2 separate regions of the Homo sapiens genome follow, and region 1 is linked to region 2. Evidence: read pairs that join two places in POLR2A ChIA-PET (ENCODE). Cell type or tissue: PC-3. All regions are shown on one strand.

Evidence for each region. ChIA-PET counts read pairs that join two places held together with the same protein. Peaks named below come from ENCODE experiments on the same cell type or tissue, not always from the same donor. Only the 100,000 strongest peaks of a DNase experiment are listed, where the experiment ranks them.
Region 1: POLR2A ChIA-PET joins it to region 2 with 9 read pairs; 2 of 35 experiments call an interaction of 5 or more read pairs at or near these places.

Annotation. Positions count from the first base shown.
Region 1 is chr4:113,444,307-113,448,306 of GRCh38, forward strand. No RefSeq gene overlaps it. Among named protein-coding and RNA genes, the nearest start is that of MIR8082, 290 kb to the left of the region's middle. In PC-3, no CTCF peak of the experiment used is centred here; DNase peaks (open chromatin) are centred at 1,135 and 1,885; H3K4me3 peaks cover 921 bases; H3K27ac peaks cover 3,232 bases.
Region 2 is chr4:113,344,519-113,348,518 of GRCh38, forward strand. It overlaps ANK2 (ankyrin 2), which reads left to right. Exons shown (of 46, transcript NM_001148.6): 35 at 1,382-1,504; 36 at 3,758-3,790. Among named protein-coding and RNA genes, the nearest start is that of MIR8082, 190 kb to the left of the region's middle. In PC-3, no CTCF peak of the experiment used is centred here; no DNase peak of the experiment used is centred here.

The DNA of each region.
Region 1 (4,000 bases), 100 kb after region 2:
GAAACAACAACAAAACTAAAACAACAGCCTCAATAGCAAGGCCCATGTATAGGAAGATCTGGGAAGAATGTAATCAGGTATAAAGAACAAGTTGAGGACAGCATCTCAGAACTAAAGCTATGAATAGCAATATTGTTCTGGAATCTCTCTCCTGTGTGGTGCCTTGCACTTGTTGCCAGAGCCAAGCATGCTGGCTTAAAAAAGCTGCAGATGACTGGACAGTACAAAGGACCCTGGACATGAAATGAAGAAACCTGGATTTGTGATAAAATTTCGCCACTAAGTTAGCTTAGGTATGTAATTTTATCTTTCTGGTAATTTCTGCACTATAAATCATAACTGTTTTTGTAAGTTAAAATGGAATGGATGACTCAGTATTTTTGCCTCTGGCAATTTCCCTAAGGAAATAAGTGTCTGTGCAAAAAATTGGCTACAAGAATTACTTAATTGGCTTATTGTTGGTAGCATAAAATAAGAAAATGTACATGTTCAACAATAGGTGATTAAATAAATTGTGTATCATTTAGATAAACAGATTCCAGTGAAGCCACTAGCCATAACAGAAGCATATTTTCTGAAATAAAATTTATTGTTTATTATATGTTGGTAAGTGAAAAAGCAAGTTACAAAAAGGAATGTATAGTATGATCTTGTATTTTTTGTGTTTATGTAATTGGGAGAACAGGATACCCCCTTTTCTGTATGCAGATGAAGAATGATATGAACAAAAGATACTCAGCATTTCAAAATCTCTCTTATAAAATCATCATTAAAAGTATATAGTGCTCCATAGTTTTTCTGGTAAGCTTGAAGGGAAAGTAGAAAAGAAACCAAATACACTAAAAATGAGAGAGGACATTCATGATCATGGGACAGCCAGCAAAGTTTTTTTGTGGATGAGAAACACAATGATGGGATTAACCCAAAAGAGAAATATACTTGAAGTTTCATGTTGCTGAGACCTGGAGCTTCGAAACTCTCACCCCCTTTTTCCCTCACTTCCTTTTCACACTTTCCTGCCAAGTGGCATTATAGCATCAGCGAACGGATCACATTGAGCGAGGCCCAAGATGCTTCTCCAGCCTCGATGTCTCAACCCTGAGAATGGCTCTTGGGGAATGAGTAATAAATCAGATGGTGAAATCTCCCATGGCTAAGTGTGACTTGTTCCAAAAGTAGAGCATGTTTACTTGGATAAGTTTCAAGAAGGAGTTTTGTTGGCTAAAAAGCATGAATCTCTCAGAAGGCAGTGGAGCCAAGTTAGAAACTAGATATGATCCCAAAGTGAAATCTTCCGGGAAAGGGGCTCTCTCCTTCTGGGAACATTGTCTTTATCACAGTGCCTGTAACATAGTGGCTCCTTAATCAATGTTTCCTTTAGTTCTTATCTTCTGCCTGCAAGGAAGTTTTGTTTAATTTTGTTTTTCATCTCTACTTGCTAGCCAAATGACTCTTCGCCATTCTAAAGTGTCTCTTTTTCCATATCTCCTCATATGTACCTACATATACACGTGTGTATACATTGAGTTTTCCATCTTTTAGTAAAATGGGCCGAGTAATTTTCTTATGAACTGAAAGAGGGAAATGCAGGAATGTAAACTTGATTGTCATTTTTTAAATTAGTCCTCTTAGCCCTATGCCTTAGAGGGAGTTCTTTTCTCATGGTGTGAACAACAAAGCATCTACTTCTTTTGCTTGGGGGCAAAAGGGTACTCATGACAAGATTAAAAGAGCAAATAGGAGAGGAAGGGAAATTCTGAAAATTAATGCTTTTATAAGGCTGTGGTGACTAACCAACTCCATCTTCAGTAGAATGTCTCTGAGTCACCTATGATGAGCAATGATATTGACAAAAAGAAGCATTGTACACGTAACACCACCTAATCACAAATTACTTAGCTAAATCCTTCTTCCCACACAACAGCAATTGTTTCTTCAGACCCTGGAGGAACAGGTGCTGTGGGTGAACTAGCTGCTTGTTCTTTTGTTCACTTTGCCAGGCAGAATCAAGTGGGTGGATTGTGAATAAGATCATTGATGTTTACTTGGTTGCTAGTCGCCCCACGCGCTCACTTTCCTATTTTGCTTATTTAAAGTAATAAAACAGAAAAGCAGAACTGAAGAAAATTGATCACTAAATGCGGTTTCAGGTGCTAAGCAGTCTTTTCATTGTTTTTAAAAAAATTTTCATTGAAGTTAGGGCAGGGAGAAGATAATATCATCTAAAGGTGATACAGAGCACTTCTGGCTTAACGTACCCTTCTCCCAACTGGAATTCCTACAAGAACTTTAAACTGAGTGAGACGTTTAGTTTCCTAGTCCCAAATCATTATGTGATGAAAAACTATCCAGCACTGGCTGGGCACATCAGGAAGCTACAGCAAGAGTGAATGCAACAGCGGATGAAGTTTAGAGTTTGAAGAAAATAACAATTTCTTTCTTCATATTTTATTTTTTCACAACTCTCATTATATCCATAGAATAACAACCTTAAAGGGGACAATACAAACATAATTTATTCTGACTTTTCTTGATTCCAATGAGTTCCCAAACTCTTTCTTGAAAAAAGCAACGCAATCCAGTCTCTCTCTGTGTCCACCCTCCCCTGAACACCCATGGTCTAAAAAACAGTAGCTCATACTTAGCTGAGGGTTAGGTTCTTATCAGTCTAAGCCCAATAGTGTGTGGCCTGTGATCCAGTTCTGGGCCAATTGGGCTGCTAGGAAATGTTTCCTTGCTGAGGATGGGTTGGGGAGGTGTGGAGAAGACTTGAGCAAGCGTTCCTCTTCCAGTGGGTGTTGTCCTGTCTGGATGTGACATGAGGAACCAAGTCATGCATTTTGGGAACTCAAGGTCGCTTAACCTGGAGTATAGAGTTTCCTCTCTTGCAAGGGCAGAGCTAAAAAATGGAAAGAACCTGGGTCCTTTTTTTATGTTGTTGAAGTTACTGAAATAAACAGCCAGAGCTGACTCATCTCTCTCTTGTTGAAGTAATGTATTTTCCTTATTATTTAAGGTGTTTGGAATCTAGTTTCTGTTCCTTATGGCTTAAGAAATTCTAAATGTGTGCAATGATGGCTAAAAGTTATTTAGCTACAGTAGAGTTGTTCTTTTCTTTTTCAGTTGATTACGATGTAAGCAATATACAGCTCTTGGAATTACTCTGAGGCAAGTCATATATGTGCTGGGAGCCTCAGGTTTTTCAACTGTAAAGCTAGAGAGCAATTCATTTATTTATTCAGCCACAAATATTTATTAAGCACCTACTATGTTCCAGATACTTCTAGGAGTTGGGAATACATCAGTGAACAAAAGTGATAAAAATCCCTGCTCTCGCTGTGTGTGTAATTTAGGAGAGGAGACAACTGATAAATAACATGAATAAAATGAGGAAAGCAGTATGTTAAATAGTAAGTGCCAAGCAGAAGAAAATCAGGGAAGAAAGATATAAAGTGCCGGTGGGGGAGGGAGTTTGAAATCTTAGGATTATCAGTGAAGGCTTGACTAAGAAAGTGACTTTATTTTGTAACGAAATAAGAAAGTGAAAGAGCCAGCCTCTTGCCTCTTGCCTTTCTGAGGAAGAGTATTTCTAGCACAGTAAACAGCAAGTGTAAAGGTCACGAGACGGGAGCATCGCTGGCACATTCACAGAAGAGGAAGGGGAGAAAGTCATGGGGAGAAGAGCATCAGGCAGAACTCACTTTGTCTCTTTGAGTGAAAGCAGAAACTATCAGATGATTTTTAGCAGAGAAGTGACATGCTTTGACATATTTTAACAAGTTTATTCTGGCTGCTGCATTGAGAATAGACAAAGAGCAGAAGCCAAGAAACTGTTAGGAGGATATTTCAGTAATATAGATAACAGGATGATGATTTGATTCAAGAGAGGTAGCAGACAGTATTGTGAGAAGTGGTCACATTCTGATTATGTTTTGAAGGAATTTCAAATAGAAAGAGAGGAATTAAGAATGATACCAAGATTTCTGGTCTGATCAGTGGA
Region 2 (4,000 bases):
ATGATTCAGCAATTTACTTCTCGATGTACACCCACAAGAATTTAAAGTAGAGACTCAATTACTTGCACACCAATGTTCTTAGCAGCATTAGCCATGGTAGCCAAAATGGAAACAACCCAAAAGTCCAAAGGTCCACAAACAAAATGCGGTATACACATGCAATGGAATACTATTCAGCCTTTAAAAGGAAGGAAATTCTAGTTTATGCTGCAATATGGTAAATGAAATAAGCTAGACACAAAAGGACAAATATTGTATGGTTTCACTTATATGAGGTACCTAGGGTAGTCAAATTCATAAAGAGAGAAAGCATTTGTTTTTATTTATTTTTTTGACCTCTCCTCGAAGTGAAATAAAGATAGAAAGTAGAAGAGTGGTTGCTAGGGACAGGAGAAGTGAAGAATGGGGAATTATTGTTTAATAGATACAGAATTTCAGTTAGGAAGATTAACAAGTTCTAAAGATGGAAGGTAGTGATGATTATACAACAATGTGAATGTACTTAATGCCACCAAACTAGACACCTTTTTAGGTTTAATCATTTTTATGATTAAAATGATACGTTTTATGTTACATATATTTATCACAATTTTTTAAAAAAGGAATGAAATTCTGACACATGATGCAATATGAATGAACTTGGAAAACATTACGCTGAGTAAAATAAGCCAGACACAAATACTATATGGTTCCTCCATTTCTACATGTTCCTAGAATAGGCAAACGTATAGAGACAGAAAGTAGAATAGAGGTTATTAGGGGCTGGGCAAGAGGGCAATGGGGAGCTATTGTTCAATGGGGACAGTTTCGGCATAGGATGAAAAACATTCTGGATAGAAGTAATGATTATACAACTTTGTGAATGTGCTTAATGCCACTGAATTTTCTACCTCAAAATAGTAAAAATGGTAAACTGTATGTTATGTATATTTTACCATAATTATTTTAAAAGCTGAGTAAGTTCTGAAGATCTAATATACAGCATTAAACTATAGTTAATTGTATGTAATGTATTATATACTTGAAATTTGCTAAGAGATCTCAAGTGTTCTCACCACAAAAAAGGGGGATGAGGTGATTGATATGTTAATTAATTTGATACGCTAATCATTTCACAATGTATACATATATCAAATCATCACATTGTACACCTTAAATATATGCAATTTTTGTCTACCATACTTAAATAAGACTAAAAAAGAAAGCTGAATGATTTTTAAAAAGGCTTTCCAAATGGTAATAGGAAAAGAGAAAGGAAATCCTTTGAGTTCTTACCTAGCAGTAACAAATGAATTTTACTTTTCCCTTTCAAGCATCATCTAGTTAAAGTAAATACTGCAAATCAAATGTGGGTGAAGCATGTATGTCTTTCTTGTTCAAGGTACGCGATACGACTCAGGAACCTTGCGGACGACTATCATTTATGAAGGAGCCAAAATCCACGAGAGGCCTGGTGCATCAAGCTATTTGCAACTTAAACATCACTTTGCCGATTTATACAAAGGTATCGTAAAATCTGCTATAGTGCAATTCAGGTAGAGTAGGAATTGATTTTTAAATCTTGTTTTAGGTCAGTGCAAAAGTAATGGCAAAAACAGCAATTGCTTTTGCACTGACCTAATAAAATGAATACCAACAAAGACTGATTGAAAGCATGTGTAATAATCACGTTTGATTCTCTGTCAGATTTACGATTTCCACTTAAGAAAAAACGTAGTGCCACCTGATTTCATGTTAAATGCACTTTGATGCAAAAATTCTATTAATACACATTGGGCATGGAAGTAAGAAAATTTGGCTTCAGATTTAACTTTTTGAAGAAATTTTTAAAACTAATTGGCTTTTCTTCATTATTGTTTTCATGTGCTTTCCTGCGACCATACTCGTGCATTTGGCCCTATGAAAATATTAGAGTTCATCACCTTCTGTTTACTACCAATTCACAGGTGGCTTACATATTATTAAATTCAGAACTGCCCCGTGATATTTTATTTTTTCTAAGTAATTAACTATTAATCTTCGAACTTATCATATTTTAGGAGCATATAAACTGGTGTGATGGTGCACACCTGTAGTCCCAGCTACTCTGGAGGCTGGGGTGAGAGGATCACTTGAGCCCAGGACTTCAAGGGCAGCTTAGGCAACATAACTTGTGTAAATTGTTGGTTAAAATAAAAAATAGTTGAAATAGTTGATTAGTAAAAAACATATCGCCATGTTTTGAGTAGATTTAAAACATTGTTGAAAAGGAGAAATACATTAATTTCTGACCCCAAGTCTACCTACAGGAATTACTTTCTTTTGAAATCTCTCCCCCTCACGTAATTCCTCGAATACTCTGATGAAATCAAAGAAGACAACTAAATCAATTAAATGTTGTGGATAATTTATGTTTCATTCTTTTAAATTTTTTTAACCAATATTTCTTTTGAATAGGAAGCTCTCACATGGCAATCTATAGGTGGATGCAGAAGTTGTCAGTGTCTATATAACAGGTTGGGAAGGGTGATGAGTGGTGACTGCTGAGACCTGGAGGGGAAGTAGGAATATATTTAAAATCCTAAATCTTGACATCACAAAACAAAAAAGTCCTATACTTCTTTTTCCCCACCACAGTTGTTAAATTTTATATTTGCTTAATGAATTATTCTTGTAAATAGAGATCAGCCATCTAGAGAAAAGCTCATAGCATTAGGTTTGACATTGTAAATTTTTATTAAATGAATAAAATAAAATATTATTTGTATATTTAAATATACATGTTATTCCAAGAATTAAAATATAGAAATGGGTATATCAACCCAAATGAGCATAATTTCATTGTATTTTGATGGTGCAGAATGTATTTTGGGGTTTGTATTGCTGATTAGTAGTGAGTCAGTGGAGGCAGTATGCCAATAAGAACGACAAAGAAATATGTACTGCTGCGGGCAAGCCACCTGAGTGTTAAAGAAAGATGACTGAGCTTTGGCTGATTTCAGTGAGCTTTCAGTGTGCTCTAAGAGAAAGCATTAACTTCATTATTACATTTTATTTCTAAGTCAAGACATATCAGACACAGCTATTAATGCTGTGATAGTCCAGTACAATTTTCTAATTTGTAACTCAAAAAGAAAAAAATCCCAGACATTGTACATTGAAAATATACCTTAGTATTTAGTAGCTCTTGGCTGGGCACCATGGCCCACACCTGTAATCCCAGCACTTTGGGAGACCAAGGCAGGAGGATTGCTTGAGTCTAGTAGTTCAAGACCAGCCTGAGCAACATAGCAAGACCTTGTCTCTATTAAAAAAAAAAAAAAAGAAAGAATTTAGTAGCTCTTTGTTAGAATAATGCTTCTAAATATTGCCTGTGTATTGAAAATTTTCCACCATATGCTTATTTGTAGCTTTTAGTATTTTCAACCAATATCTGTAATGATTGGGATATTATCATCACTATTTCTAAAGACAAATGCCATCCAGTTCATTTAAGGTCAAACTTTGAGACTGCCGTGGTGACCTAGTATCTGGAATTAGTATATTTATAATGTTGGTTCTTTTGTCTCTTGAATCTATAAACTTTGTACTTAAGCCAATCTTCTTTTCTGCCTGTCTTCTATAAACTGTTAGTAATAAAAAAAGAGTATGTTGACTGTATGCTTGCCTGTTGATGCTTGTTGAAAGGGTATTTATTTACTCTTTCCTTTTCTTCTAAATACTCTCTACTCTTCCTTCTCTCTTTTTTCCATCTTGCATGGCATCTTGGGGCGGAAAGGAATCAGAGTCAGATCAAGAACAGGAGGAAGAGGTAATTTTATGACAGTGTCACTTGTTATCGGCTGTGTCATTGCTGTAACCACTAATAAGAGCACATAGTTAACCTGTGTTCTTAGACGGGGTAGGCGGTTCTTCTTAGTAATTAAAGGGGCACAATTTTACTTAACCTCTCTAAGCCTCTGTTTTCTCATCTTGTGGAGCAACTTAAGGGAATAGTAAAGTTTCCCTGTAAATTGTTGCC